2 separate regions of the Homo sapiens genome follow, and region 2 is linked to region 1. Evidence: chromatin loops called from intact Hi-C (ENCODE). Cell type or tissue: lower leg skin. All regions are shown on one strand. Each heading gives the region's core, and the rest is flanking DNA. Links, peaks and the distances in the headings are about the cores only. Region 1 holds the start of LOC124902525 (a long non-coding RNA gene). Region 2 has its middle 12 kb from the start of PPP2R2D.

Region 1 (16,520 bases), core at 7,382-11,381:
CATGGAATGCAGAAGTTTTAATAATAAAAGCTTTAAGGACTCAGGAAGGACAAGGTGGCCATCCTGGTTCTCCATGAGTCCATGTTTATATCCTTTTGGATACCAGTTGTTTTTCCAAATTAGGTGCATAGCACTGACAAGGAAATTTGGTTATTTTTGTGGTTCACAATAAAATAACATAATAACCATAATTATAATTGATGGAATACACTTAGACATTAGAATTTTAGAAATCTCATATAATTTAGGAATATATATTAGTATTATTCACAAAAATACAACCTAAAGAAGATTGAGCATAATTGTGGCAATCCTGTGTACCTAAACACATCAAATAATTCTGTTTACCTCATTTCTGGATGCTTTCAGGGGCTCTCTGATTCGTCCAAGAAAGCCAGGCATTAGGAAAGACAATTTTGAAACTGAAGTTTGATTTTGAAATTCCAGATTACCATTACTTACTTATTTTGTCAAAATGATGACTCAGACATTTTAAAGAAGGAAAAACCTTTTATAATCTTTAAAAAACACACACATGGCTGGCCGCGGTGGCTCACACCTGTAATCCCAGCACTTTGGGAGGCCGAGGTGGGCGGATCACCTGAGGTCAGGAGTTTGAGACCAGCCTGACCAATATAATGAAACCCCGTCCCTACTAAAAATACAAAAATCAGCTGGGCATGGTGGCATGTGCCTGTAATCCCAGCTACTCAGGAGGCTGAGACAGGAGAATCACTTGAGCCCAGGAGGCAGAGGTTGCAGTGAGCCGAGATTGCGCCATTGCACTCCAGCCTGGGCAACAAGAGTGAAACTCCATCTCAAAAAACACACACACACACATAGACACACACATTCTACTGTTCTTACACACTTTGCATGTAAAGCTGTTTCTAGCAGTCTTAATTGCATGTTATAATGGTGAATTTTAATGTAAGACCTGGTAAGTTATGTTCTGATACAGTTTGGCTATTTCCAGCACAGCCAGGGGTGTGGCCAACTCCACAAGTCCCCAGACCTTACCTAGCTGGAAAGCAGGCAAGTCCAACAATTTTCAAAACCCAAAGAAACAGTTTATGACCTTAAAGCATTTAGCAAACCTAATATTTGAACATATTTTAGACCATACGTTTACATTTTGAAGACATTTGTATTTTACCAATAATCTTTAAAACCATTTTTATTTCCCAAAGATTGCTAAAGTCACATGAACTAAAGGGCATTACACTTTCTACTTTTCTGACAAAATATTGGATTTAAGCTCTTATTATTATTAAACCAATTAATTTAAAACTTCACAGAGGAGATTCACCAGTTTGCAGAGAGAGAAAGAGGCCAGAGACTGACGTAAGAAATTCTTCCCCTTTTGCCGGCGTGCCAGGTTTCTGGGTTCTCTCTCCCTGAGCGGCCCTGGCGGCCCTGCCTGACTGTATGCAAACAAACACAAGGCCATGAATTCAGAATATTCACAGGTATAGTTGACACTTTTTGAAGAAACTCAGCAGAGAAAGAAAGATAACTCAAATCCTATTTGTAAGAATATACTCAACACGCTTAAAGTATCAGGAAGCCTAAAATCCCCAAAGTTCATTTAAGGATAAAAAGCTGGTGTACTCCATTAATTCCTGCATCCCGACAAAGGTAGCTTGGGAATTCCAGATAAATGGAAGGAATGATGACTTCCTAAAAATGCAGAAGAAACAAAATAACTATTCACAGAACGGAATAAAAGTCTTCACTCACATGGTTTTATATATGTAGATACACAAGCAAAGCCAGAGAATAAACAGCAAATGAATGAAAACTAAAAGCAAAAACAAATAAAAAACCAATCCTAAATTTTCATACTAAATGTGCCCTGGAGGCTATGGTTACGCAGGGCCCCAAAACACCCACATAATGAATATTCTATTCCTGATACATGATGTAATGTCCTTAAGTTTCCTAATATCATTAGACCTTCTGCGCAATCCAGAAATCCACTTTAGGCACATGACTGAGAAGTACTCCAGCACTACCCACACTAAACAAGAAACAATTTTCCAAAGTGTGAAGCATGTATGTGAAAATTGGCTTCACACTAAATCCAGCTTCATGCTTAACTATATTTTAAAAAAAAAAATTGCCAAGCTGCTGATGCATTTTACAATACTTCTTATTTTACTTTAATCAAGACTAAGAGCTTTAACTATGAAAATGTTAATTAGCCAAATGTCTCCAATTCTCTGTCACGTTTTAAAGATTTTATTATTTAAACTTTTTCCACATCTTTCTCCTGTACTTAATGGTTCCTTACTACATTGTTTCAGAAATAACCTTTTCAAATCTGTAATTTGAACTTTTAGATAACTTCTGAATTAGACAAAATTATTCTTTTTTTTTTAAACTAATAACGTAACCCTTTCTGGTACATTTTGTATACAGAATTACATGTTAACTAGAATTTTATCCTTAGTAACCTAAAACTTCAGTGAAATCCTAAAAAGCAGGAAATCCTGAACTATCAGATATTGGCATTTATAGATAAGAACAATTTCACAATTTCAGAAATATATTTCCCCATATCACAACCCTTTCTTTATTGGAAATGACCCAGATATTGAATGAGCATCAAAAATAACTTTAAGATTTTAATTTACACAAAAAGTTTACCTAAAACATTTATTTCATTCACTGTACTTAATTTTTACTTTCAACAAAGGAGACAGGAGATGTCAGTCAACATATTCAAAATGAACATTGGTTTGGTCCAGAAAGGTGGGAAAACTGGAGGCAGCAGGGAGGAGGCTTAGGGGTTTTTAGATCACAGGTGGGAGACAAACAGTTGCATTCTTCTGCGTTTCTGATTAGCCTTTCCAAAGGAAGCAATCAGATATTCATCGATCTCAGTGAGACTCTGAAAAGAATGGGGGGCAGGCTTGCCCCAAGCAGCTGCCAGCTGGAATTAATGCTGACATTTTAATCCAGCAACGACAAACATCAAATTCAGACAACATGTATGCTGACAATTTTGAAGGCATTTCTATTTTTATTCCACCACTAATTTTAAAGCTAGCTTGTTTACTAAAGTTATACTTGAGTCATGTGAAGTTGAAAATTGCTTAGACTTATTTACTTAATTTATGAGCACTCTTTTACTTATAAGCCAATTTGGTAGACACAACATATAACAATAAGTGTACATACAAATAAACACATCTAGACGTGTATACACACACATAAATGAAGACCCAATAGCTTGGAACCTTAGCTGTGAGATTGCAGTACAAGCTCGCCGGTTTGACTTTGCCCCAGTAGGTAATCCAAGGAAGGCTGGGAACCAAAATTTCGGGTAAAGCAGTCTCAACAAAGGCTAAACCTCCCGAGACTCCAAGGAGCACTGGAGCCAAACAGTACCAAAGGAGGGTGTCACGTTAACCAGGCCCCCTGCTTAGAACAGCAGCACAAAACCCTGGATCCATGCGACGCCATCCCACTTTCCCATTAGACAGTAAACTTCAGATTCTAAAAAATTTGGGGGCCAAGCAGCATTGCAACCGTGAGAGAAAATTCTAAGGAGGGCTTATTACTAGACCTCAGAACCTCTGCTGAGAATGTCCTCTTTGAAGAGCTTGAGGTCCGGAGGATCCCCTGAAGTGTCCTTCTGTGGGGTCCAATCTTAGAGCTCCAAACGTCTCTGGCCTTAGGTGGGCACCGGTGCCGCTCTGCATGTGTTCCCTCCAGCGCCCACTATGAGCTTTCCTTTGGTACCTGAGTGTAATCCCTGACTTTTAGCATCCTTATAATTTCATAAGGCCATGCTTTTCCCTGCTTCCTGTTCCATGAACTTTAAAGACAGGAACTGGAGGCTGGGTGGGTTTCCTTTGCCCTTTGCCAGTAGAATAGGGGAAGGGACGAATTTAGCATAAGAAAGGTTTTTTTTTTTTTTTTTTTTGAGACAGAGTCTTGCTCTGTTGCCCAGGCTGGAGTGCAGTGGCGAGATCTCCCCACAACCTCTGCCTCCCAGGTTCAAGCGATTTTCCCGCCTTAGCCTCCTGAGTAGCTGGGATTACAGGCACCCACCACTACACCCAGCTAATTTTTGTATTTTTAGTAGAAACGGGGGTTTCACTATGTTGGGCAGGCTGGTCTCGAACTCCCGACCTCGTGATCCGCCCACCTCAGCCTCCCAGAGTGCGGGGATTACAGGCATGAACCACCCTGCCCAGCCAAGAAAAGGTTTAAGTTGCCTGAAACGCGTGCGAGTTTGCTCCGAGCTGCGTCACACTTAGGGATCAGGGCCACGTGTCGAAAATATATATATATATATATATATATATATATATAAAGGCCTTTCCCCTTTGGGGCAACTATTCCCATTCGTTCCTAGGCCCTCAGGCAATACCGGGGTGTGACCCCAGCCAATTGCCCTCAATTCCAAGGAGCTACTAGGCAACAGCCACTGAAAGACTGAAAAAGAGAGGAAAAAAAATGAAAAAGACCCTGGTCCCTTAAGCAAATTGGTGGTGGCAGTCAGGTTTCTCCACATGGAAGCCCCTTAGTTTCACTGGCCACCGCCGGAAACCTACAGTTGCTTCCATGTTTAGGCGCTACCTACACATGGGTCCCAGTTTGGAAAGGAAAAGAGAGAGAAAGAGATTGCCCTGGATGAAGCAGAAAGGAAAAGGAGAAACAAACTTTGGGCTCACCTCTTTCTCCTGGCTGGCTTGCCAAAATATGTTAACGGTGGAGCGCGTCCAGGTTCTTGGTGTCTTGAACAAAGAATTGGACAACACGCACAAACAAAGCAAGGAAGAGATGAAGGGATCTATTGAAAATGAAAGTGCACTCCACAGGGTAGGAGCCGGCCCGAGCATAGGGGCTCAAGGGCCCCGTTACAGAGTTTTTGTGTTTAAATACCCTCTACTTGGGGTATGTCCTATGTAAATGAAGAGGATGAAGTAAAGTTACAAAGTCGGTGTATAGCCCTATGGAGAGGATATTTCCTGTTATAGTCAAAGTGTGAATCAGCCTCATGCTTCCTGCCTGCAGACCCTATTTTCCTGTCTCAAGAGGACAGCTTCAGCCAGATAAGGTGGCTCACTCCTGTAATCCCAACACTTTGGGAGGCCGGGGCAGGCAGATCACTTGAGGCCAGTTCAAGACCAGCCTGGCCAACGTGGTGAAATCCCATCTCTACTAAAAATATAAAAATTAGCCGGGCGTGGTGGCGTGTGCCTGTAATTCCAGCTACTCAGGTGGCTGGGGCCGGAAAATCCCTTGAACCTGGGAGGCGGAGGTTGCAATGAGCCAAGATTGTGCCACCGCACTCCAGCCTGGGTGATAGAGTGAGACCCTGTCTCAAGAAGAACAAGAGGTGGGGACAGCTTTGACTCCCTATAATTTCATCCCTGAGCCAACCAATCAGCACTCCCGACTCACTGGCCCCCTACCCACCACATTGTCCTTAAACACTCTGATCCCTGAGTTTTCGGAGAGACTCATTTGAGTAACAATAAAACTCCTGTCTCCCACATAGCTGGCTCTGGGTAAATTACTCTTTCTGTATTGCAATTCCCCTGTCTTGACAAATCAGCTGTCTAGGCAGTGGGCAAGGTGAAATCCACTGGGCAGTTACAGCAGGTGTTACAGGAAAGCAGTCCCAATCCAGACTCCAAGAAAAGGTTCTTGGATCTCATGCAAGAATGAATTCAGGCCAAGTCCACAGTGCAAAGCAAAAGCAAGTTTGTTAAGAAAGTGAGGACTAAGCTCTGATTTTCTCATCTTGCCCAAATTCCTGTCTCAGGGGTCTGGGGAGTCATGCCCTACAAACCATAAATTCTCATCAGATGGGTTTTATTTAATCCTATATATTGTGACTTACTTTCCAACCTGACCCTGGCATAATTTTATGAGACAAGGAAGAAAATCAAAATATTTAACCCCAAAACATGTTTCTCTGCCATATCTTGAGATGGCCCTACAAAGCTGTCCTTCGTGGGGGAAAATGTGCAACTGTGAAGAATCTCTAGAGACACAGCCAGATCTTTTCTTTCCAGGCCCTCCCAATCCTAAAGAGGTTAACTAAGAGTCTAACACCTTTTGAACATCTGAATAGGAAAAAATTGTCATCTATTGTCTCTAAGGGCAGCCACTATGAGACTTCAAAAGAACCTTGGTCTCCACAATCTTTTATCTTAACCTGAATATTTCCTTTCTATGGTTCCCAGGTCTTTAGAGAAACTCAACCAATTGTCAACCAGAAAATGTTTAAATTTACCTATAGCCTGGAAGTGCCCTCTCCCACCCCCACCCCCACCCCCTCCCACCCCCACACCCACCCCCACCCCCACTTAGAGTGGTCCCGCCTTTCTGGACCAAACCAATGTATTTCTTAAATGTATTTGATTAATGTCTCATGCCCCCCCCACCCCACCCCACCCCCCGCTCCATAGAAGATATAAAACCAGGCTGTACCCCGACAACCTGGGGTGCAGGTTCTCAGGACCTCCTGAGGGCTGTGTCATGGGCCATGGTCACTCACGTTTGGGTCAGAATAAATCTCTTCAAATATATTACAGAGTTTGACTCTTTGTTGACAAAAGTGGTGAAGGAACAGATACTCCATAGACAGAGTAGGGTGTTCCCAAAAGTAAGAGGAGGAATGTGTCCACCCACAGTACAATACTTGTTTATACACACGATAAAAAAAGATCATGGGGAGATGTGCTCTGCTACGAGGGTTTGTGATGAAGAGTTACTGTTCTTAATTACTATATTTTGCAAGAATCGATATTATCTTTAAAGCAAAATTAGGACTGCTTCTGTTCTCAAGATATTGGGATATCAGGACACTCTTAAGTCTGGATCTGTTTAGTAAATGTTGTCAATCTTTTCCCTTAACCAGAAACATCTAGAGGCTGGGAATACCTAACTTTCCGGCACTACAGCCCAGCAAGCCCCAGCCTCCTTTCCCAGCCCTCACTCAAGATGGAGATGCTCTGGTTTGAACCCCCCAACATGAGGAGCCCCCTCCCAGGGAAGGAGGCTCAGAAGTGGGAACTGTGGCCCCCACTGCCATCCTCAGCCTCTGTCCTCCTCTCAGTGCCTTGGGGCTCAGGTGGACTAAACGGACTAAACGGGGCCTACAGCACCCCAGTGTAACGGCCCAAGGGTTCACCTGGCCTGCTGCCTAGACAGAGCCGATTTACCAAGACAGGGGAATTGCAACAGAGAAAGGGTAATTCACACAGAGCCAGCTGTGCAGGAGACCAGCGTTTCATTATCACTCAAATTGGTCTCCCCGAGCATTCAGGGAGCAGAGTTTTTAAGGACAACTTGGTGGGTGGGGGGAAGCCAGTGTGCCAGGAGTGTGATTGGTCAGAGATGAAGTCACAGAGAGTTGGAGCTGTCTTCTTGTGCTGAGTCACTTCCTGGGTGGGGGCCATAAGAGCAGATGAGCCAGTTTATGGATCTGGGTGGTACCAGCTGATCCATCAAGTACAGGTTCTGGACAATATCTCAAGGGCTGATCTTAGGAGCAGTTTAGGGAGGGTCAGAATCTTGTAGCCTCCTGCTGCGTGACTCCTAAACCATCATTTCTCATCTTGTGGCTAATGTTAGCCCTACAAAGGCCATCTAGTCCCCAGGCAAGAAGGAGGTCAGCTTTGGGAAAGGGCTGTTACCATCTTTGTTTAAACTATAAACTAAGTTCTTCCCAAAGTTAGTTCAGCCTACGCCCAGGAATGAACAAGGACAGCTTGGAGGTTAGGAGGAAGATGGAGTTGGTTACGTTAGATCTCTTTCACTGTCTCAGTCATAATTTAGCAAAGGTGGCTTCACCCCGAAAGAATAGCAAATCATACTCCTGGAGTAGCTTGGAGGGAATTTAGAGCAAATATATTAATTGTTTTTACCCCTAAGAGGGATCATAGCACACCATAAACGTATGACATTCTTGGCCAGGCACAGTGGCTCACACCTGTCATCCCAGCACTTTGGGAGGCAGAGGCAGAGGGGTTACCTGAGGTCAGGAGTTCGAGACCAACCTGGTCAACATGGTGAAACCTCATCTCTACTAAAAATACAAAAATTAGCCGGGCACGGCGATGCATGCCTGTAAGCCCAGCTACTCGGGAGGCTGAGGTAGGAGAATCTCTTGAACTCAGAAGGTGGAAGCTGCAGTGAGCCGAGATCGCGCCACTGCACTCCAGCCTGGGTGATAGAGCATGAGTTTGTCTAAAAAAAAAAAAAAAAAGGCTAAGGTGAATTGGCGCCTTATGCAGATGAGGGGATGCCCTGTGGCCACTCCAAGGCCCTCGCCCTCTTGGTGGAAGTGGGAGGGCTGTAGGGAGAATGGCCTTTGATCCTCTGTTACGGGGTGGGGAGATGTTTTTCCTTTTGATCCAGCGTTGAGAAGTCAGCACAAATTGGCCTCAGATTCCCTGCCCCCAGACCCTGGTGTTCTTCCTTGATTCAGCACGCATTGGCCTGAAGTCCCTGCCCCCAGACCCTGGTCTCCCGCTCCACTGTCACGTGCGTTGCTTTCTGTAATCCTCGGCAAACTCAGTGAAGTGGGTTTTAGCACTATCTGCATTTAACAGACGGGAAGAATAAGGCCCATGGGGTGGCCTTGGAAATACTGCACACACTCTCTGTACACTTCTCTCTTTCCTTTATCCCGTTCCGGCAGGACTGGGCTCTGTGCTCTGCCAGGAGTGATGCAGAGAGAGGGAGCAGAGGACCCACCAGCCTGCACATTTTCCAGATGCTTCTCCCGAAAGCCGAGGCTCAGGGAAAGGCAAAGAGGGTCTCAGGGCAAAGAGCATGCCCCGAGGATTGGGGGGTGTGCAGTAGCCCCTCCCAGATGGCAGCCAGGGATGGCAGATGCTGGAGCAGCCAGCTGAGGGTGCCTGGGGCCACCCGCACGGGGCAGCTCCATTCCCAGCCAAGCTTGGGGCAGCAGAGTCCAGGGGACCACAGGGCCACCCGATGGACGTCTGCCAGCAAGCTCTGAAGACCGATAGTCCATTCCCTCCCCAAGGAAGACCACAGCCCTGGGCACACCCCCAGGGAGGACCTTTCCTCCCACCAGCTGAGTGCAGAGGGGCCTCAGAGGCAGATCAAGTTGTTACACATGACAGGGGGCTATTTCCTGAGAGATAACACCTGGCAGCTGTGAGAGGATCAGGTGAGAATTCGCAACTCTGGTTCAGGGAAGGGAACAGAGGGCGGGGCTGTGGGGAAAAGGCGCTCACTAGGGGATGAAGAACTCAGCATCTCTTCTATGCAAGATAGTGTACCTTCCACGAGCTCCTTTATTTTTTTAGAGACAGGGTCTTGCTCTGTTGCCCATTCTGGAGTGCAGTGGCGAGATCATAGCTCCTGTAGCCGTGGCCTCCCAGGCTCAAGTGATCCTCCTGCCTCAGCTTCCTGAACAGCTAATTTTTTTTGTAGAGATGGGATCTCACTTTGTTGCCCAGGCTGTTCTTGAACTCCTGGCCTCAAGTGATCCTCCAGTGTTGGGAGTACAGGAGTGAGCCAGCATGCCTGGCCTTTTTCTTTCTTTTGAGGCATTAATGTTGTCGATGAAAAGAGTCGAACTCTGTAAAATATTTGAAGAGATTTATTCTGAGCCAAACATGAGTGACCATGGCCTGTGACACAGCCTCAGGAGGTCCTGAGAACATGTGTCCAAGGTGCTCGGGCGCAGCCTGGTTTTATACCTTCTACAGGGGCATGAGACACCAATCAAATACATTGGTTTGGTCCAGAAAGGTGGGATGACTCAAACGGGGGCTTCCAGGCCACAGGTGAGTTTAAACATTTTTTGGTTGACAATTGGTTGAGTTTGTCTAAAGACCTGGGACGGCTAGAAAGGGAATATTCAGGTTAAGATAAAAGATTGTGGAGACCAAGATTCTTCTGAAGTCTTCTAGTGACTGCCCTTAGAGACAATAGATGACAAATGTTTCCTATTCAGATGCTTAAAAGGTGCTAGACTCTTAATCCTTTTAGGATTGGGAGGGCCTGGAAGAAAAAGATCTAGCTATGTTACTAGAGATGCAACTTTTCCCCCACGGAGGACAGCTTTGCAGGGCCATTTCAAGACATGGCAAAGAAATATGTTTTGGGGTAAAATATTTTGATTTTCTCCCTTGTTTCATAAAATTATGCCAGAGTCAGGTTGGAAAGTAAGTCACAATATATAGGGTTAAATAAAACCCATCTGATGAGAATTTATGGTTCCCCAGACCCCTTAGATAGGCATTCGGGCAAGATAAAAAAATTAGAGCTTAGTCCTCAATGTCAATGAGCAAAAATGGTGATAGGAGAAGAGAGAATGTGCCCAGCTGGGCATCCTGGCCTCCCACCTCTGTGTGGGCAGGGAGGATGGCAGGTGTGCGCCTGCGTGGCTGGAGGCAGGACAGCCAGATAAGGTGCAGCCTTGGTGGTAGGTGGGGTATTTGCTAATTCCTGGATGTTGGGAGCAGACATGGGAGAGCTGGTGTCCAGAGCTGCCTTGCGGAAGAGTACACAGCCAGTGTCTCTTACCCTCTGAGCAAATTGCAGGGGTGACTTTTCCCAGCAGCTGTGCCAGATAATGCTGTTACTGGTGGAGGGTGTCCAGGTTCTTGGTGTTTTGAACAAAGAATTGGACAAAACACACAAAGCAACCAAAGAAAAGCAGATGTATCAAAACAAAAGCCCACTCCACAGAGTAGGAACAGGCCAAAGCAAGAGGCTCAAGATCACGGGTTACAGAATTTTCTGAGGTTTACATACCCTCTAGAGGTTTCCCATTGGTTACTTGGTTTACACGCTATGTAAATGAAGTAGCGGCCTGCAACCAGTCTGATTGGCTGAGGAAGGTGGCCAATCACAGGCTGAAGTGAAGTTACAAAGCTACACATGAAGACTTAGCCGGAGACCAGTCTAATTGGTTGAAGGAGGGGAGCAATCAGAGACACTTTCATTTTTCATCTGCAAAGCAGAAAAGTGAGGCTTGCAAAGGGAGTAGCCTCTGGTCCGTTTGTTACTTGGGTGTGGAGAGATGAGGGTTTTCCTTTTGATTCAGTTCTAGGTAGTCAGAGAGAATCGGCCTTAGGTTCCCTGCCTCCAGACCCTATTCTCCCTGCCTCAACGCTGCTCTCTCCTGGTGATCCTAAGCCTGAGTCCTGCCTGCACCTGGATGTTTATTCCATAGTCACCCCAGGCACGTGAGCCCCACTCAAAGCCTCCTTCCCTGCCTTCCTACCTCCCGCGGGCTCCTCTTCCTGTAGCTGTGTCTTGGCAAACAGCACGGCCCCCTCTTTAGTCACCTGAGCCAGCCTCATTCTGCCGGCAAGTTTGGCTGTTCTTCAGCTGAGTGTCGACGAAGAGAGTCGGACTCTGAAATATTTGAAGAGATTTATTGTGACCCAAATATGAGCGACCATGGCCAGTGACACAGCCCTCAGGAGGTCTTGAAAGCATGTGTCCAGCCAGGCACGGTGGCTCATGCCTGTAATCCCTGCACTTTGGGAGGCTGAGGAGGGTGGATCACCTGAGGTCAGAAGTTCGAGATCAGCCTGATCAAATATGATGAAACCCTATCTCTACTAAAAATACAAAAAATTAGCTGGGCATGGTGGCGGACGCCTATAATTCCAGCTACTCAGGAGGCTGAGGCAGGAGAATCGCTTGAACCCGGAAGGCGGAGGTTGCAGTGAGCCGAGATCATGCCACTGCACTCCAGCCTGGGCAACAGAGCAAAATTCTGTCTCAAAAAAAAAAAAAAAAAAAAAAAAAAAAGAAGCAGCAGCATGTGCCCAAGGTGGCCGGGGTGCAGCTTGGTTTTCTGGATCAGAGGCTACTCCTTTTGCAAGCCTCACTTTTCTGCTTTGCAGATGAAAAATGAAAGTGTCTCTGATTGCTCCCCTCCTGCAACCAATTAGACTGGTCTCAGGCTAAGTCTTCATGTGTAGCTTTGTAACTTGCAGCTTGGTTTTATACATTTTAGGGAAGCATAAGATATCAATCAAATACATTTAAGAAATACATTGGTTTGGTCCAGAAAGGCAAGATAGCTGGGGTGGGGTGGGGGGGGGTGGGGGGATGGGTGGGGGGGCGAGCTTCCAGGCTATAGGTAAATGTAAACATTTTCTGGTTGATAATTGGTTGAGTTTGTCTAAAGTCCTGGGATGGATAGAAAGGGAATGTTCAGGTTAAGATAAAAGATTGTGGAGACCAAGGTTCTTTTGAATCTCATAGTGGCTGCCCTTAGAGACGATAGATGACAAATGTTTCCTTTGCAGATTTTTTTTTTTTTTGAGATGGAGTGTCACTCCGTCACCCAGGCTGGAGTGCAGTGGCGTGATCTCAGCTCACAGCAACCTCTGCCTCGCAGGTTCAAGCCATTCTCCTATTCTCCTGCCTCAGCCGCCCGAGTAGCTGGGACTACAGGCGCGCACCACCATGCACAGCTAATTTTTGTATTTTTTAGTAGAGACAGGGTTTCACTATATTGGACAGGCTGGTCTTGAACTCCTGACCTCATGATCTGCCCACCTCTGCCTCCCAAAGTGCTGGGATTACAGGCATGAGCCACCGCGCCCGGCCCTATTCAGGTCTTTAAAAGGTGCTAGATTTTTAAATCTCTTCAGGATTGGGAGGGCCTGGAAGAAAAAAATGTAGCTATGTTACTAGATACTCCATTCTTTACAGATGTAGATTTTCCCCCACAAAGGACAACTTTGCAGGGCCATTTCAAGATATGGCAGAGAAACATGTTTTGGGATAAAATATTTTGATTTTCTTCTTTGTCTCGTAATGTTATACCAGAGTCAGCTTGGAAAGTAAGTCACAATATATAGGGTTAAATAAAACCCATCCCATGAGAACTTACGGTTTGTAGGGCATGACTCCCCAGACCCCTAAGATAGGAATTTGGGCAAGATAAAAAAATCAGAGCTTAGTCCTCATGAGTTACTGGTCATCAGGGCCTTCCCTACAAAGCCTGGCCTGGGCCCCCTCAGTGTACCCCAAAAGAGCTCCACCATTCTCCTTTGACCCAGGGAAAGGGCTCGGCTAGAAGCGCAGGGCTCTTGGAGACAGTGTCTCTGAGCTTGGAATGCGAGCTCTGCCACTCCAGACGCAGCCTGGGGGCTTCCACCGAGGGGCAAAGCTGTTGTGCCGGGCTGGCTTTTGCTGGGGCTCTTGCGGAGGCCAAGGCTCAGTCCTGCCAGCTCTCGGCTCCAGCCAGTGCTCTGTCTTCCACTTGCCCAGCCAGGGGCCCCGAGGGCTGTCACACTGGCATTTTCTGGGTCCCCTTGGAGGGACCACTCTTCCCACCCTCCTGCCCCTGCTTGGCCCCTCTAGCTGATCACTGATCCTGTCTGTTTTTGGTGACGCAACGCGAAATGAGGCCAGCACTTACAGCCATGAGGGCCTGTTTCCGAGTCCCAGTTCATGTGGCCATGGACTATCTGAGCCTCAGTCCCCTCCTGTGCGAGATAAGGAAAGCACACCTCCCCTCGCTGGCTATTAGGAGGTAACAACACAGGGCAGGAGTGTCAGGCACAGGCACCACCCACCAAGCACTGTAATTTGCCAGGCACCAAATGCAGTGCCCTCGTGAACTCACGGAATCATGGCAGCCTCAGAGGGCAGTGCTGTTGTGGTCACCCTCATTTTAAAGATGGGGACCTTCACAGAGGTGAGTCGCTTCTCCAAGTGACACAGCTTCTTAGTAGCAGAGCCCAGATACCAGCCCTAGCTGTCCCCTGCTTTCTGCTCCCCTGCTATCTGCAGACTCTCCCACTGCCACCTCACACAGTGGCAAAAGCCTGTGTTCTCTTCTCTACTCCCTGCTGACCTTTCCCCATCGCCACCACGTGTCAGCAAAACTGTGGACTTGTGCTTTGAAAGAGACAGAGCCGGGTGTAGCGGCTCATGCCTGTAATACCAACATTTCGGGAGGCCTAGGTGGGAGGATCACTTGAGGCCAGGAGTTTGAGATCAGCCTGGGCAATATAGTGAGAACTTGTTTCTACAAAAAATAAAAAATTAGCCAGGCCTGGTGGCACATGCCTGCAGTCCCAGCTCCTTGGGAAGCTGAGAAGAGGGGATCCCTTGAGCCCAGGAGGTCAGGGCTGCAGTGACCTGTGATTGCACCACTGCGCTCCAGCCTAGGAGACAGAGCAAGACCCTGTCTCTAAAAACTAAAAATAAAAAAATGAAAGAGACAGGGTCCACGGGACAGACGAGTGTTAGGCATGTTGGTCCCATGTCAGTGTGCAGTGAAATTGACAGGAGGCACTGGCTTTGGGCAGGGCTCCCGCACTAAGCCCAACAGACCAAACCCAAACAGGGTTGTTTGCGCTGAGTTTCCACACCACCAAGAGAAAATTGTTTGAGCTTCTAAGAAATCAGGAGAGAAGGAGATCGTAGCCAAATCCCCAAACAGGCCAGTTTCAGCTAGCACAGTAGGGAAGCCCTCTGCTTAAACCTTTAACTGTGAAAAGACCAATCAGCTTTCTGTTCTGGTTTCTGCTTTCCTCGGCCCTTTTCTCTATTTTATCGAACGAGGTGTTGCCCATTCTAGAAGAGCAAACGCAAGCCAATGAAGGCCTCTAAACTAGATCTGCTGTAACTCTGTCTTCTGACACTACCTTGACTGGTTATTCCAGCCAGAACATTCTGCAATCTCTCACGGAGGAGCAACGGAGCTATTGCTTCATGTACCCAAGGACAAATAAACACGCCCGCCCAGCACTGCTGGGATTCCGGCCTGGGGGATCACGTCTAGCCTCCGGCAGGAATGTGACTTGAATCTAGTGGCTGCTTCCTGTTTTGAAGGTTTTCCAGCAAGCAGTCCAGCCTCTTTTCAAAGATCACCCTCTGCTTTCCACTCACCAGCAAAGTACAAGTACACACTCGAGACATGTTTGTGTGCACACTGTTTACAATGCGGAATATTTCATCATACCAACTCCTAACAATAGCCCCAGCATAGTACAAATATCATTGTGAATTCATAGAAAAGTGTTTTCCTGCAAGAGGGAGGGAGACAGATCAGTCTGCAGGCGCACAGCTGGGTGCCACAGAGGTGGAAGAATTACCCCTCCAGCGCCCGCCCCCTGATGGTCCCCTGTGCATATAGTGTCACTGATGTTTGAAGGTAACAGAAGAATTACATTCATTTGAATAAGCCCCCACCCACTTTTGCAGCTTTGCGAGTTATTAATAGAAGAGAAACAAATCACTTGTATTGTTCCTTCCCCCAGTGTTCTTCCCCACCCCACACCCACCACCGGGTGAAAATCTGGCCCCGTTTTCATGCCCATTTTCGATTTGGTCTCACTGAAGTAATTTTTGTGTCCTGGCCGGTGTAACCATCAAAACTCCCAACTTTACTCTGAGTTGAAATGCCTCCTGCTCCAGCCTGGGCTCTGCCCACTTCCTCTCCAGTTGTAGCTCCTGACCCTCTGGGGACAGCCCAAAGGCCAGCGGCAAGGGCCGGGGGTCTTTGCTGCCTACACACTGCTTGGGCTCCCAGGTGACCAAAGCTGACTGTCCCTCTTGGGCCACTTTTTCGGGGTCTGGAGTCTCTCTGCCTTCGGGTGAATACTTCCAGCCTCCTTCAGTTTCACTCTTCCAGGTCCCCACTTCAGGCAGATTCTAGACAAGCCCAGCCCCACTCCCCTTCACATGGGGTCCCCCTGGGTCCCAGAAGCCAGGTCCTTGACCTGCCTGCAAAGGTGCAGCTTCCCGCTCTGCTCAGCAACCTTTCATTTAGAGGGGCAGGCAGTGTGATCCCAGCTCTGCCCTCTCTGTGTGCCAGGACACGAGGACATGTTTGGGTGGTACCAGGCTGGGGAAATGTAGCAGTCAACAAGTGTCCACTTGAGCTGGTGGCCATGAATTTAAAATGAAACCAATCCACATGGCTGTGTCTCCTCTCTTTCCACTCCTGGCAGCTTGGGTGCAGGCCCGGTGCCCAGCTGGGCTTGGCCAACTGGGTGAGAGGGACAAGGCAGCTGAGGGTGCACTCCAGGGAATGAGCAGATGGAGCTGGACTAAGGCGTGAGGAGCTACAGGCAGCGAGGGGCCGTGGAGGGGAAGCAGGCAGGACCGAGACCCCTGAGCTGCCAGTTCCCAGCAGTGAGCACAGCCGGAGAGGAGGAAGGGCTTCATTGCTTCAGCATGACGTCCCTGCGGCTGCTAAGGCTGCGCGTCTTTTCAGTTCATTGGCCATTTCTCTGTTTTCATGAGGTGCCAGTTCTTTTTCGACTTACCAGATTGTACTGCTGGGGCCGGGTATGGTGGCTCACGCCTGTCATCCCAGTGCTTTGGGAGGCTGAGGCAGGTGGATCACTTGGCTCAGGAGTTTGAGACCAGCCTGGGCAAAATGGTGGGACCCTGTCTCTACAAAAAAAAAAAAAGAAAGAAAGAAAGAAAAAAAAATTAGCTGGGCACAGAGGGGTGCACCTGTAGTCCCAACTACTCAGGTAGCTGAGGTGGGATGGCTGCTTGAGCCCAGGAGAACGAGGTTGCAGTGAGCT
Region 2 (16,520 bases), core at 4,737-8,736, 110 kb after region 1:
GGCAGTACTGTTCAGTAACTAAAAGGCATGAGCTACTACTGATACAAACAGCAGTCCCAAATGAGTCCCCGAAATATTACGAAAATGAAAGGAGCCAGACACGGAGGCGTGCAAGCTGCATGCGCCCCTTTATTTTATCATACTTAGTCTCATGTGTCAATGTAGCGAGGGTATAGTATGTAGTTATTTCATCAGAACTAAGCCAAGTATTGCCACGAGGGTGTTTCGTGGATGTGGTTAACACCCACAGGCAGTTGACTTTGAGAAAAGGAGATTACCCTTGATAATATGAGTGAGCCTCATCCAATCAATCAAAGGCCTTCAGAACAAATACTGAGGTTTCTTGGAGAACAAATTCTGCCTCCAGGCTGCTGTATCAGCCCTTGCCTGAGCTAGCCTGCCGGCCTGCCCTGCTCACCCTGTGCACCCTCTGTTTTTGAACTTGTCAGCCTCCACAATTGTGTGAGTGAGTTCCTGAAAATAAAGCTCATTCCATACACGGTTTCTCTGAAGAATCCTGAAGTTCTAGAACAGGTGAGACTGCTCTACAGTGATTTTAAAAATGGCACAGGGGCTGGGCGTGGTGGCTCACGCCTGTAATCCCAGCACTTTGGGAGGCCGAGGTGGGCAGATCACAAGGTCAGGAGTTTGAGACCAGCCTGACCAACATGGTGAAACCCCATCTCTACTAAAAACACAAAAATTAGCCAGGTGTGGTGGCGCACGCCTGTAATCCCAGCTACTCAGGAGGCTGAGGCAGGAGAATTGCTTTAACCTGGGAGGCGGAGGTTGCAGTGAGCCGAGATCGCGCCACTGCACTCCAGCCTGGTGACAGAGCAAGACTCCATCTCAAAAAAAACGGCATGGGGCACGAGTGTGGGGATTGACTGGAGAGGGTGGGGGATGGACTGGAGAGAGTGGGAAAGAACTCCCTGGGTTGATGGAAGTGTTCTGCATCCTGATGGCCGCAGCTGTTAATGCAGCACGAATGGTTGTCAAGACTCATTGAAAAAGACACTTAAAGTGGACCCATTTTATTGTATGTGAATGATACCTCAATAAAACAGATTTTTTTAAAGGATTGTTTTATTTTAATGGCTGATCTATGTAATCACGGAGGCCAGTATGTACGGACAACGGGGGAGCTTTTATTTTTTGGTATCTTCCTCCTTGGACAAAGTCTTGAAGATCTCCTCCTTCTTGACTTGGAGGCGCTCTTCACGGCGCTTGCGTGCTTCCTTGGTCTTAGACCTGCGAGCCTCAGCCTAGTCAGCCAGGAGCTTCTTGCAGGCCTTGTCTGCCTTCAGCCTGTGGCTGTGTTCCATGAGAATCCGCTTGTTCGTGAACATATTCCCCTTCACCTTCAGGTACAGGCTGTGATACATACGGCGATCAGGCTTCTTCGATTCACGGTATCTTCTGAGCAGCCAGCACGGAATCCTCATTCTCCTCATCCACGTGACCTCCTCTGGCATTCGGGCATTGGCTGTACCCTTTTGCTTACCTATGCCTATGTGCCTGCCCTTCCGGCGGGCCAAGGTGCTTTTCCGGCATCGAGCTGGAATGGACAGTCACTGGCTTGGGGATGATCAGCCCATCTTTGATCAGCTTCCAGATCTGCTGACGGGAGTTGGCATTAGCGAGTTCATTGGTCTCCTTGGGGTCCAGCCAGACCTTCTTCTTCCCACAGCGGAGGACACTAGCAGCGAGCCTCTTCTGAAGCCTGAGCGTGCTCATGGCTGCGGCCACAGCAGCAAAAGGAAAGAGCTCAAATGAATTATTTTAAAGTCTAACTTACCATAAATTTTCTTCAAGTCTATGAAGGACTTTATATCTTAAGAGTCTGCAAATCACACTTCCCCCAAATACCTTTATTTTAAAATATGTTTTATTTAATTTTCTTTTTTTAAATTATTATTATTATTTTACAGAGTCTCGCTCTGTTGCCAGGCTGGAGTGCAATGGCGTGATCTCAGCTCACTGCAACCTCCGACTCCTTGCTTTAAGCAATTCTCCTGCCTCAGCCTCCAGAGTAGCTGGGAACTACAGATGTGCACCACCACGCTCAGCTGATTTTTGTATTTTTAGTAGAGATAGGGTTTCACCATGTTGGCCAGGATGGTCTCTATCTCCTGACCTCGTGATCCACCCTTCTCAGCCTCCCAAAGTGCTGGGATTACAGGCGTGAGCCACCGGCCCGGCCTTTAATTTTTATTTTTTTTGAGACGAAGTCTCGCTCCGTCGCCCAGGCTGGAGTGCAGTGGCGCGATCTTGGCTCACTGCAACCTCTGCCTCTCAGGTTCAAGGGATTCTTCTGCCTCAGCCTCCCAAGCAGCTGGGATTACAGGTGTGTGTCACCACGTCCAGGTAATTTTTGTATTTTCATTAGAGACAGGGTTTTACCATGTTGGCCAGGCTGGTCTCAAACTCCTGATCTCAAGTGATCCATCTACCTCGGCCTCCCAAAGTGCTGGGATTACAGGCGTGAGCCACCGCACCTAGCCTAAAATAATTTTGATTTATTTAGATTTCAACTACTAAATATTATTTGAAAATACCAAATGTGGATTATTTTCAATTTCAGACTTAGTAACAATCTCAGTGTTATCATAGATGTAGCCTATTGGTAGGATGTGCAATCTTTCCATGGAAAACAAACCACATTTAGAAGCTTGCTAATAGGAGGCGGAGGCACCCTGTCTGCCCGGCTTGTGGGCTGGCTGGAAGAGCAATGGCAGGAGGACCTGCACTGAGACTCTGTGATTAGAGGGGCACGTGCTGGTTTGTGTCTCTGACTTTTGACACATGGCTGCCTCGTACTGCTGGAGCCCGGCAAGGCGTTAGATGTCATCCCATCATTCTTCTTTCCTCCTGCCAGAAAAGATCCGATCCTCATATTTTTGTCACATGCTGAAGGAAGGGAAGAAAGATGGGAAGAAATGAAGGAACAGAAAAAAGAAAGGGAGGTAGGAAGAGAGGGATGGACGGAAGGATGTGACTAGCCCTGTGTTGTGAATTGAGAAGGAAAACCCCACAGTCACCTGCTCCTGTCTCCTGGGCCTTTCTTCTCCGGCCTGGGGGCATTTGCCTGTCCCCTTTCTTCCTCTGCACTCCTTCCTTGTTTCAAACAAAAAAAAAATCTCTACACGCTGTATTGAATGTGGTGGAGAGAACATCGGTGTTCCAGGAACAAGAGAGATGTGTGCATGTGTGTGGTCTGCAGAATAATGACCCTCCAAATGTCCATGCCCCAATCCCCAGAGCCAACTTGTGGCTATGTTACGTTGCATGGCTAAAGGGACTTTGCAGATGGCCTTAAAGTTCCAGGATTTAACCTCGGCAGATTATCCTGGATCATCCTTGCGGGCCTAATCTAATCGTGTGAGCATTTCAAAGCGAGAACTTTCTCCAGCTGCAGTCAGAGATTCAGCAGAAAGGAGAGTCAGAGCGCATCAGAGCACGAGAGGGACCTGGCCGGCGGGTGGTGGAGGGGTGCGTGAAGGGCATGAGCAGGAACCTGGGCCGCCTCGGGGAGCCAAGACTAGCCCCTGACTGAGAGCCGGCATGAAGATGGGAATCTGACCAAACGAACAGCATTCAGACCACAGCCTGGAAGAGTCTGGGAGGAGATTCAGTCCGAGAGCCTCCAGAAAGGGGCGTGGGCCTGCTGTCACCTTGATTTCAGGCTCCCACCACCCTAAGCAGAAGACCAGTCAGGCAAAACTGCCCGGCCTTCTGACCTGAGGAACTGTGAGAGAATAAATAGGTGTTGTAAGCCGTTAAGATTGCGGTAATGTGTTACAGCAGGGAAAGAAAGCAAGTACGTGTACATGCAGAAATACGCGGGCTTTCATAGACTCACTCATCTTGCTGTCCCCTGCTGTCCTTGAGCCTCGGTGTCTTGTTCAGTCATTGATTCACGTTGACATGCTGACACCATAGCCGTGTATGAGCAGTCCACTACTAATTGCCCCTGCTTTTATTCAGCAGGGGCCACCTTGTGAGCTGCTGGCAGGTGCAGGTATGAAGAGGGGTCGACTGTGCTCTTAGCGGCACCCTGGACACAGCCCAAGTGTCCAGAATGGCACTGAGCACTTCACCTGCTCCTCATTCAGCGCTTACAAAGCTCTACGAGCTGAGTATTGTCATCCTGCTTTTTCAGATGATGAAACTGGGGCATAGAGGGATTCGATAATTTGCTTAAGGCTTCACAATCACCAAGAATCGAAGTCCAGTTTAAGGTAAGTTCTAACCTTGAGGCTGGGGCTTGTGACCTCGAGTCTGGATGTTATTAAACACGGCGCAGTCCTGGGGCTTTTATGCTTCCGACTCCACCGTCCATGGCGTGGGGAGGCTGCAGGGGAGCCTCAGCACTGGCTCTGCCTGGCAAGAAGGACACCCTCATGCAGTGACCTGGAAACTGAACCCTCTGGTCACTGCCTCCCGGGATCGTCGTGCGTGGGGACAAGAGGATGGTGGTGGGGCAGGATTTTCCACGCAGCTGCTGTGGCTGATTGCTTCGCCGGTGCTGCGGGGAACACACAGTGGATCCTGTGCCGTGGCTGGAGGGGCCGCTCCTGACGCCCCATCCTTGACCTTTGCAGATTGGCCAGGGGAGCACGTCATGTGAACTCCTTAGCCCTTCCTCCCAATAGCTCTCTCTTTCAAGGATTTCCTGTCTTCTTCTCCACATGCGTGGCTGCTGTAGGCTCTGCTCCCCTCGGATTTCTCCCAGTTGCCCTTGGAGCAGCCTCCCGGCAGTTTCTACCGAGGCCCTCTCTCTGGTTCCCAGCTTCCCTCCAAGCCCAGCCACCAGGAAGGAATCCCACCTTCCTGGAGTTTGGTGTTCTTGTCTTCTATGCAGAAGGTTAAGCCCAGAGTGCCTGGCGGCATGGCCCTTGGACCTCACCTTGCAATGGCAGAGGCAGAGGCATGCATTCCTGAGGTCCTTTCCCAGATAGCTGGAGGGGAGTAGAATTGTGGGGAACCGAACCCTGTCCCCTTTTCTTTCCCCGGACTCCTCCCATTGGGTGGAGCAGCTCCTTTTCTTCTGGGCGTGGCCCTTCGCACGGAACCAGGGGACACACTCTCAAAGCCTTCACTGTTCAGTTTAAGATAACGAGCCGAAGTACAGGTGTAAGACAGAAAAATGTGGAAGGCTCCTTGCCCTGTGTGCCAGCTCTCTGTCCCTGAGTCTCTGGGTTGGATGTCTGAGCAGATGTCTGAGAGGACAGCTAGAGGGGGGCCTCGGAGGAGGAGCCAGTCTGCCACAAGCGGCCCCCCCCCCGCCGGGCTGGGTACACTGGCACCTGTGGTCGGCTGGAGAACGGCCCCCCAAGGACGTCCACGTCCCAATCCCTAGGACCTGTGACAGCAGCCTCTGGAGCACAGGGACTGTGCTGATGTGATTGAGTGAAGGATCCTGAGACGGAGAGGATCCTGGGAGACGCGGTGGCCAGGGGGAGTCACAGAGTGGGCAGGAGGGCTGGAGAGGGAGGAGAGGTGACTCAAGCAGAGGCTGGCGGGCTGGCCACCGCGAGGAGGCAGGCGGCCTCACGGTGGGAGAGGCAAGGGCTGGCGACTCCCCTGGATCCTCCAGAGGGCACCAGCCCTGATTTCAGCCCTGTGAGGCTGCTTTGAGATTTCTGACCTGCAGAATCTTACGAGGACATTTGTGCTGTTTTAAGCCACTAAATTTTGGTCACTAGGTAGAGCAGCCACAGAGAATGAATATGCGTCCCCAGGGAAGTTGGAGAATGTGGGGGCTGGGGGCCAAGCAGCCACTTTAGGAGCCTTGGAGCAGTGGCCTCAGCAGAGGCCCCGGGCCCTCCTCAGGAAGGGGACGCAGCTGCAGGGCACCAGGTTGCCCCAGAGTGTCCCCGAAGGGCGTGGAGAAGCTCCTGCTCCCCTATGTGGGTGAGGACTGAACTCAGCCTGCCTGTGTGTGTCTGTGTCCATATGTGTCCCTGTTGGGGCGTGCGCCTCTGTGAGTGTATCTGTCTCCGTGTGTGTCTATCTCTGTGAGTGTGTCTCTGTGTGTCTACTGTGTGTGTCTCTGTTTGTGTGTGTGTCTGTATGTCTCTGTGTCTGTGTGTGTGTGTCTCTGTATATCTCTGTGTGTGTATCTCTGTGTGTCTGTCTCTGCGTCTCTGTCTCTGTGTGTCTCTGTGTGTCCATCTCTGTGTATATCCCTGTGCGTGTGTCTCTGTGTGTGTCTGTCTGTGTGTCTGTGTCTGTGTGTGTGTCTCTGTGTGTCTGTGTCTCTGTGTGTGTGTCTCTGTGTGTCTGTCTGTGTGTGTGTCTGTGTGTATGTCTCTGTGTCTCTGTCTCTGTGTGTGTCTCTGTGTGTCTCTGTCTCTGTCTGTGTGTGTGTCTGTGTGTATATCTCTGTGTGTGTCTGTCTCAGTGTGTATCTATCTCTGTGTGTCTGTGTCTGTGTGTGTGTGTCTGTGTGTGTCTGTCTCTGTTTGTGTGTCTCTGTGTATATCTCTGTCTGTGTCTATCTCTGTGTGTGTCTGTCTCTGTGTGTATCTGTCTCTGTGTGTCTGTGTCTGTGTGTGTGTCTGTCTCTGTATCTCTGTCTGTGTCTCTGTCGCTACGTGTGTCTGTCTCTGTGTGTCTCTGTGTATGTGTGTGAGTGTGTAGGCCCTGAAGAGGTCTTGTGGTCACCATGAGGGGCCCCCACCTGAGGGTGAAGAAGGGTGTTGGCAGAGGGCTGGGAGGGTAGATGTGGGTCTGAGAGACGCCAGTGTGGACGCCTGCTAACGGAGAGCCAGAGCCCTCCCCTGTGAGAGACCAACAGAGAGAAAGAGGGACGGGGACCCCAAACCAGTGTGTTTATACAGATTTGACAGAGCTCGGGCCTAATATGAACCCTGAACCCAGTTGTAGAATGGTGCCATGCTTGTTGCCTGATGTTTGCAGACTGAGAAAGACAAACCCCCTGGGTGTGTGTCTCACCAGCACACTAGCTTTGTTCAGTGGGGAGGCCACTTCAGCACCTGCTCCCTAAGGCCTCCCCCAGTGTCCTGGGCCCGGCAGTGAGCGCGGGAGTGATGCAGGGGCACAATGACCCCATGGACGGCTGCAGAAAGAATGGGAAAGACCTGCGTTTCACCCACCTCCATGCGTATGTGAGCCTTGAGGTACAATCATCCCACCGTCAGAGATTTACTCATGTGGCCTCAAACAAAGGAGAAGGCAGTGATGGCTTCTGAGCAGATGGTGCTTTTCCCAAGACGGAGTTGACAGGATCTTAGAGCATGTCTGGGATTTTAGTTACTCCAGGCAAGGGAACCCGCACGTGGATCTCAGAATTGTGAATATACTAGTGTAAATCTAGGGTAAAGGTTGTTGACATTTTTTAAACCAAGATGATACCCTAATTGTTTTTTAATTTTTCAAATAATTATTTTTATTTTGTTTTAGAGAAGGAGTCTTGCTCTGTCACCCTGGCTGAAGTGCAGTGGGATGATCATAGCTTACTGCAGCTTTGAACTCCTGGCCTCAAGTTATCATCCTCCCTCAGCCTCCCAAATAGCTCGGACTACAGGTGTACGCCACCATGTCCGGCTCCTAATTGCTTTTTAAAATTAATGGACTTTATTTTCTAGAGAAGCTTTAGGTTTACAGAAATTGAGCAGATGGTACAGAGAGTTTCCATATACCCCCTTCCTCCACACACAGATACAAATTCTGCTATTAGTCATGTTTTGTACTAGTGTAACTAGTAATTATTGACATTAACTACAATTGATGAACTGCTATTATTGATATCTTGTTATTAACTAAAGTTCATAGTGCACATAAGCGGCCACTCTTTGTGTTGTATAGTTTCATGAGTTTTCACAAATGCATCATGTCATGTATTCACCATTATAGTATCATATAAAACCGTTTCATGGCTGAGCATGGTGGTTCACACCTGTAATCCCAGCACTTTGGGAGGCTGAGGCAGGAGGATTGCTTGATCCCAGGAGTTTGAGACCAGCCTGGGCAGCATAAGAAAGGAAAACTTAGCTAGGCATGGTGGTATGCACCTGTAGTCTTAGCTACCCAGGAGGCTGAGGCGGGAGGATTGCTTGAGCCTCTTAGCTACCCAGGAGGCTGAGGTGGGAGGATTGCTTGAGCCTCTTAGCTACCCAGGAGGCTGAGGTGGGAGGATTGCTTGAGCCTGGGAGGTCAAAGCTGCAGTGAGCCATGACTGCATTACTGTGCTCCAGCCTGGATGACAGAATGAAACCCTGTCTCAAAAAAAAAAAATCATTTTACTGTCCTAAAAATAGCCTGTGCTCCACCCATTCGTCCCTCCCTGCCCCCAACAACCCCTGGCAACCATTGCTCTTTGTATTGTCTTTATAGTTTTGCCTGGAATGTCATGTAGTTGGCTTCATATAGCCTGTGGCCATTCCAGATTGGCTTCTTTTAATTAGTAATAGACGTTGAAGACTCCTCCAGGTCTTTTCACAGCTTGATGACTCATTGTTTCTATTGTTGAATAGTATCCCACTGTATGACGCACCACGGTTTTTTGATCCATTCACCTTTTGGAGGACACCTTCGTAATTTCGACTTTTGGCAATTGTAAGTGAAGTTGCTATAAACATTCATTTCAGGTTTTTGCATGGACATGTTTCCAACTCATCTGGAATAATTCCTAGGGGTGTGGGTGCTGGATCCTATGGTAAGAGTGTGTTTAGCATTGTAAGAAACTGACAAACTGTCTTTCAAATTGGCTGCACTATTTTACATCCCCACCAGCAATTAATGAGAGTTCCTGTTGCTCTTCATCCTTACTAACATTTGATATTGTCAAATTTAAAGTTTAGCCATTCTAATAGGCATGCAGTGGTATCTCATTGTTGTTTTATTTTATTTTATTTTTTTGAGACAGAGTATTGCTCTGTTTCCCAGGTTGGAGTGCAGTGGCATGATCTTGGCCCACTGCAACCTCCACCTCCGGGGTTCAAGTGATTCTCCTGCCTCAGCCTCCCAAGTAGCTGGGATTACAGGTGGGAGGCCACCACGCACAGCTAATTTTTGTATTTTTAGTGGAGATGGAGTTACACCATGTTGGCCAGGCTGATCTCGAACTCCTGGCCTCAAGTGATCCACCCGCCTTGGCTTCCCAAAGTGCTGGGATTACAGGTGTGAGCCACAGCACCCGGCCTGTTGTTTTGATTTTCAATTACTTAATTATGTATGATGCTGAGTATCTTTTCATATGTTTATTTGCCATGTGTATATCTTCATTTGTGAGGTTCAGATCTGTTGCCCATTTCAAAATTGGGTTGTTTGTGTTCTTACGGTTACATTTTAAGAGTTCTTTGTATATTTTGGATACAATCTTTTATAAGGTATGTGTTTTGCCAGTTCTTTTCCAGTATGTGGCTTATCTTTTCATTCTCTTAACAATGTCTTTCATGGAGCAGAAATATTTAATTTTAATGAAGTCCAACTTATCATATTTTTCTTTTATGGCTTATGCCTTTGGTGTTGTATCTAAAAACTCGTCTCCAAATCAAAAGTCACTAAAATATTCTTCTATGTAATCTTGGGGGAGTTTTATTGTTTTGCATTTCACATACAGGTCTATGATCTATTTTACACTTATTATAGCTGAAAGGCCAAGAAGCAGTCAGGTCTATGATCCATTTTATTTATTTATTTATTTTTGAGACAGAGTCTGGCCCTGTTGCCCAGGCTGGAGAGCAGTGGCATGATCTTGGCTCACTGCAACCTCTGCCACCCAGGCTCAAGCGATTCATGTGTCTCAGCCTCCCGAATAGCTGGGATTACAGGTGTGTGCCACCACACCCGGCTAATTTTTGTCTTGTTAGTAGAGATGGGTCTCACCATGTTGCCCAGGCTGGGCTTAAACTCCTGCCCTCAAGAGATCTGCCCACCTCGGCCTTCCAAAGTACTGGGATTACAGGCGTGAGCCATGACGCCCAGCCTAAGAGGTTTTGTTTTTGTTTTTTTTTTTGTTTTAGAAATAATTCACAGGTGGGGATAACTTCATTTCAAAAATAAAAATATCAGCTTTATGATATTCCAAAACATGGTTTTGTTCTCTAGATTATACAAATCAGGCAGCTCTAAGGCAGTTCTGAGCCTAAATATCAGCAGAAGGCACAGAACGGAAGGCATAGACTCTGTTCGAAGTGTCTGGTAATTTCCCTTCACTGGGAGCCTATTTGAATTCAAATTATGCACAATAAGTGTCAAGTCTTCCCCCATTTATCTGAGTAACTTAAAAATCCTGTGCAGTGAAACAAGATCTCTGTACATCAAAGTCCCCTTAACCATGTGAATCTTCTCACGTTCTCATGGGAGGAAGTGCCAAGTTGACTGATAAGATGACTTTCTGCTTGCTCCAGAAAGAAAGGCTCCTCCACTCCCAGAAGACGCAGCGTGGGCCTTTGTCTCTTCCCTTCTCCCGCCACCGGCTCGGATCCGCCTTCTCCCTGGGAAACCATCATGGCACTCAGCACTTTGCTGTCTGCCGAGTGGGTCACCTCCTGAGACGTGCCACTGACAGGGCAGTACACCATTAAGAGGGGTGACTCATTCTCAGGGGTCCGGTACTGAGTCTTCTGTCAATACATTCAAACAAAAGGCGTTATAAAACCAACTGAAAACAAGAAATTCTAGAATGTGCCCTTTCCAACTTGACCCACGCATGCTGGTTCAGGGAGCACTTCAAGTCCTCTGAGCTCTAAAAATAAGCCTCAGTGAGTGTCCATGAGCCTGGGGGTGTAAGACCAAGACCCTGGCTCCTTGGGATCACGGTGGATGGGAGTATAACTGGAGATGCATTGGCCCCAGGCGGCCCACCAGAAGCAGGGTGGACAGATAGCTGGGTGGAGCTGGGGCAGGGCCACCACCCTCCTGGCCAGGCTGGGGCTGGGCACTGGGAATCTAAGTCATGGTATTCCCAGCCCAGCTTTAATTCGAGGACCCCGCGTGCATTTCCAGCCTCTCCGGGTTTGTTTGCTCATCCTTGATAAGTCACAGTTCTTGCTCTGCTGACCTACCTGCCATAAAGAGTTATGAGGCCAAAAGAAAATAAATGAAAGCTCTCTGAACACTGGTGACGTGCTTCCTACCTGTGAAATGCTCTTACTGTGAATCTTTGCAGAGCTGGGAAATCATTTTCTGGGCCCAGCTCTTACTGTCGAAGTACAAACAACCTGAGAAACACTGCAGACCCGCAATCCTGCCAGCTGAGCCCAGGCCTGCAGATACACACCCTGCAGAGCGCAACCCTCCGGCCCTGGGCGCCTCCCAGCCAGGGCGCGGCTGCCCTCTGCTGCCTCCTGCTGGCCGAGTGTGAGCAGCCCCTCAGCGCAGACTTTCCTTCCAGTCTGGCAGGTTTAGCCCCAGCGGGAGGCGGCATCACCCCAGTTCCTACAAACGACCTCGGGAATGGAAAGCGCACCCGGGCCGAGGCCCGCGCTCCTGCCCGTGCTGACCATGTGGACACCCAGGGACTTGGGGCAGGGCGCGGAGGCTGCCTGGATGTGTGGCGCAGGCGCCTGCGTGGAAACACCAAGTCCAGAAACCCTGGCTCTGGCGTGGGCCGCAGCAGGTGTCTGTGTCCCCCCCAGCAGGTGTCCGTCCCTCCCCAGCAGGTGTCTGTCCCTCCTCAGCAGGTGTCTGTCCCTCCCCAGCAGGTGTCTGTGTCCCCCCAGCAGGTGTCCGTCCCTCCCCAGCAGGTGTCCGTCCCTCCCCAGCAGGTGTCCATCCCTCCCCAGCAGGTGTCTGTCCCTCCCCAGCAGGTGTCTGTCCCTCCCCAGCAGGTGTCTGTGTTCCCCCAGCAGGTGTCCGTCCCTCCCCAGCAGGTGTCTGTCCCTCTCCAGCAGGTGTCTGTCCCTCCCCAGCAGGTGTCTGTGTCCCCCCAGCAGGTGTCCGTCCCTCCCCAGCAGGTGTCTGTCCCTCCCCAGCAGGTGTCTGTCCCTCTCCAGCAGGTGTCTGTGTCCCCCCCAGCAGGTGTCCGTCCCTCCCTAGCAGGTGTCTGTCCCTCCCCAGCAGGTGTCTGTCCCTCTCCAGCAGGTGTCTGTCCCTCCCCAGCAGGTATCTGTGTCCCCCCAGCAGGTGTCCGTCCCTCCCCAGCAGGTGTCTGTCCCTCCCCAGCAGGTGTCTGTCCCTCTCCAGCAGGTGTCCGTGTCCCCCCAGCAGGTGTCCGTCCCTCCCCAGCAGGTGTCCGTCCCTCCCCAGCAGGTGTCCGTCCCTCTCCAGCAGGTGTCCGTCCCTCCCCAGGAGGTGTCCGTCCCTCTCCAGCAGGTGTCCGTCCCTCCCCAGCAGGTGTCTGTCCCTCCCCAGCAGGTGTCCGTGTCCCCCCAGCAGGTGTCCGTCCCTCCCCAGCAGGTGTCCGTCCCTCCCCAGCAGGTGTCTGTCCCTCTCCAGCAGGTGTCTGTCCCTCCCCAGCAGGTGTCTGTGTCCCCCCCAGCAGGTGTCCGTCCCTCCCCAGCAGGTGTCTGTCCCTCCCCAGCAGGTGTCTGTCCCTCTCCAGCAGGTGTCTGTGTCCCCCCCCCAGCAGGTGTCCGTCCCTCCCCAGCAGGTGTCTGTGTCCCCCCAGCAGGTGTCTGTCCCTCCCCAGCAGGTGTCTGTGCCCCCCCAGCAGGTGTCTGTCCCTCCCCAGCAGGTGTCTGTCCCTCCCCAGCAGGTGTCTGTGCCCCCCCAGCAGGTGTCTGTGCCTCCCTCCCAAGGCAGGTGTCTGTCCCTCTCCAGCAGGTGTCTGTGCCCCCCCAGCAGGTGTCTGTCCCTCCCCAGCAGGTGTCTGTGCCCCCCCAGCAGGTGTCTGTGACTCCCTCCCAAGGCAGGTGTCTGTGACCCCAGAGCAAGTGGCCAGTGCCTTTCCTGGCAGGCCTCACCAGGAATTCTTCTGTCCCTTTGAGCTTCTCCGTAGGAAGCCAGTGGCACTGCCTGACCTCTTTTCTGCCAGTACCACTGTTTCCTAAGGTGAGTGCCCTGGGGTGAGTTTTTCTGGGGTGAGATCTCCTAGCGTAGGTGCCTCTGGGGTGAGCATTCCTGGGATGAGTTCTCCTTGGGTCAACGCTTCTGAGGTGAATGCTCCTGGGGTGGGTGCCCCTGGTCCAGGAGCCCAGTGTTTGCCACACACTTCCTCACCCCTTGGAGAAGGCTCTGAAGAAGCTGGGCGTTCAGTAGGAGAGACATGGGTGAACCAGGGAAGGGACAGGGAACCCAGCAGGTACATCACAGCCGGGTGAGCATGGTCACACTACACACACCACAAAACAACATAGACACCCCACACAACACACAACACGCCACACACACCACAAAACCACACACACACCCCACACAACACACACACATGCCACACACACCACAAAACCACACACACACCCCACACAACACACACACATGCCACACACACCACAAAACCACACACACACCCCACACAACACACACACACGCCACACACACCACAAAACCACACACACACACCCCACACAACACACACACCCCCACACAACACACACACACGCCACACACACCACAAAACCACACACACACACCACACAACACACACACGCCACACACACCACAAAACCACACACACACCACACAACACACACCACAAAACCACACACACAACACACACACACACACGCCACACACACCACAAAACCACACACACACCACAAACACACACACACACGCCACATACACCACACGACCACACACATCACACACCACACACCACAAAGACCACACGCAAAACACAACCACACATACACCACAAAACCTCACACACAAAAACACAACCACATACACTCACCACACACACATCACCGCATACACCACACACACACCAAAGCACACACCACATGCACCACACACCACACACATACCACATACTACACACACGGCACACACACACACAAAACCACACACAAAACACAAACACACACATACCACATTCCCACCATACATCACACACACACCACACAAGCACACATCACATGCACCACACTCCACACACACCACACACACATTACATATGCCACACACACCCACATTTCACACGCCATGCACACCACAAAACCACACAGAAAACACAAACACACATACACCATAAAACCACACACACAAAACCCACCATACACACTACACATGCACCACACACACAGATGCACACCACACATCACATAGCACATACACACCCCACACATCACAGCCCTCCCACATACACACACCACACATACTGAAAACTATACACACACACACACTACACACACACGGCACACATCACACTCCCCACCACACACTGCACGTGTGCACACACACACACTCACATACACCACAACACTCAAAGGCGTGGGCTGGTGCCAATGTGCCAACCCCACAGGTGCCTGCCCCCTGGGATGAGTGTGCCCTGGAAGGAGGCGGTCAGGGAGATATGGGTGGGCACCCCTGCGACTCTGCACAGTGTTTGGGGCTGCCAGGGGCTGGCGGGGGAATGGGGAGCAGGATCCTGGCTGGGCCCTCCAGCCCCCCACTGACTTTTCAGGCCATCTTGGCCATTTCTAGCAGGGTCCATGTGGCGTGGCTACAGGTTTTGGGCCACTCACCATGCCGGGCATGGCCAACTCACTGCCCTCCAGCCTCAGGGAATGCTCCAAGAAGTGGTCTGCAGGGAGCCCTCGTTTTTCCTGTCATCAGACCAGACAGATGTAGCCCGTGTGGTACTTGGTGTGCATGGTGCTTGGTGAGTGTGGTATTTGGTGAGCATGGTACTTGGTGTGCATAGTACTTGGTGAGCCTGGTACTTGGCATGCATGGTACTTGGTGAGTGTGGTACTTGGTGAGCCTGGTACTTGGTGTGCATAGTACTTGGTGAATATGATACTTGGTGTGCATGGTATTTGGTGAGAGTGATACTTTGTGTGCATGGTACTTGGTGAGTGTGATACTTGGTGTGCCTGGTACTTGGTGAGTATGGTACTTGGTGTGCATGGCACTTGGTGAACATGGTACTTGGTGTGCATGGTATTTGGTGAGTGTGGTACTTGGTGAGCATGGTACTTGGTGAGTGTGGTACTTGGTGTGCATGGCACTTGGTGAGCATGGTACTTGGTAAGCGTGGTACTTGGTGTGCCTGGTACTTGGCATGCGTGGTACTTGGTGTGCAGCCACCTCGGGGAGTAGCCTTGCACCCACTCCACAGGGACAGGCCTCTCTTCTGCCAGCCTTGGACTGGGCTGGATGTGGAGGAAGTCTGCTGTATCTTACAGCAACGATTCTTCCCATTGAGGGGAGAGGCCATTTCTCTTACTGTCTCCTGTCTCCAAAGAAAAGGAGGAAGTTAGAACTGAAAAATAACAGACTGATCAGCGCCACTGGCCAGGCCTGAAGGTTAAAGATCAACCCTCACCCTAAATCACTTGTGCTATCTATAGATCACAGACAATGGCATGGAGAAATGCTCGCCTTGCTTACCCCCACCTAGTCACGTACCCCATGCTTGCTCAATCTATCATGACCCTGTCACGTGGACCCCTTAGAGTTATAAGCCCTTAAAAGGGCCAGGAACTCTTTCTTTGGAGCTCAGTTCTTGAGACGCAAGTCTGCCGATGCTCCTGGCTGAATAAAGCCACTTCCTTCTTTAACCCGGTGTCTGAGGGGTTTTGTCTACGGCTCGTCCTGCTACACCACGATGTCCAGTGTCGGGGGGGGCATTGATTTCTCTGTTCTCTGGTGGATGTGGAGCTGTGTGAGGGTGGAGACCCCTTCCTACCATGGTGGTCTCCAGTCCTAAGCCCAGGGCTCAAAGCATGGTGTGGAGGAGGTGATGTTTGATATGGGGCAAGTGTCCCTGGTCATTCAGTCTCAGGATGTTTCCCCCCACCCTGTAACCAGGAAGCTCCCCAGTGCTTTAGAAGGTGGCTGCAAAGTTGCCCAGGGCAGGGCCGGCCTCTGCTCCACCAGAGCAGGGCTCAAGGAGGGAGAAGAGGAGCCTGGACCCAGTGTGGCCTCCCAGGGGATGTGGGCAGCCTCAGGGAGCGAGTATGGGGTGGGGCTGCGCTTCCAGGGAAAGCTGATTGGCCAGAGGCCTCCTGGTCCTCACTCTCTGCTGCCTCAGAGGGGAGGGAGATGATGGCCTTCTCTTCTCCTGCGCAGCCTCTCCCTGTTACTAGTACCCCCCCGAGTGATAGAAGCCCCCTGCAAACTAGCTGGGCCACTCTTGGGCAGAACCCACGTCAGCCTGATCTGACCTCTTCCCAGGATTTCTGACGGGACCTGGTAGGGGAGGATTTGGGTCATGAGGCTGTTGAGACATAAAGCCCAGTGTTGCCTGGAGCTGTTTCCCGGCTCCAGGCAACGTTGAGGGTGGGGGGTCAGAGGGAAGCAGAGAGATGGGTCAGAGTGAGAAATGCCCTGAGCCCAGGCAGGGATGGAATCAGCTCAGCCAGTGGGGCCGGAGAGTGCCGGAGCCCCCAGGATCCTGAGAGGACAGCGATGGTGTTAGCGGTGGGGAGGACCTCGCGGGC

The links. A loop is a pair of places that touch in the nucleus more often than their neighbours do. Peaks named below come from ENCODE experiments on the same cell type or tissue, not always from the same donor. Only the 100,000 strongest peaks of a DNase experiment are listed, where the experiment ranks them.
Region 2: it touches region 1 in a loop (2.9-fold over the local background); 6 of 110 quality-filtered maps call a loop at or near these places.

Annotation. Positions count from the first base shown.
Region 1 is chr10:131,996,105-132,012,624 of GRCh38, reverse strand. LOC124902525 (a long non-coding RNA gene) reads right to left here and starts at 16,284. Exons shown (of 2, transcript XR_007062339.1): 1 at 16,254-16,284; 2 at 1,160-1,680. RefSeq lists enhancers at 2,586-3,110, 5,221-5,745, 15,609-16,520. In lower leg skin, for the core only: no CTCF peak of the experiment used is centred there; DNase peaks (open chromatin) are centred at 8,844 and 9,664.
Region 2 is chr10:131,880,332-131,896,851 of GRCh38, reverse strand. It overlaps the pseudogene LOC100134362. Among named protein-coding and RNA genes, the nearest start is that of PPP2R2D, 12 kb to the left of the region's middle. In lower leg skin, for the core only: a CTCF peak has its summit at 6,567; no DNase peak of the experiment used is centred there.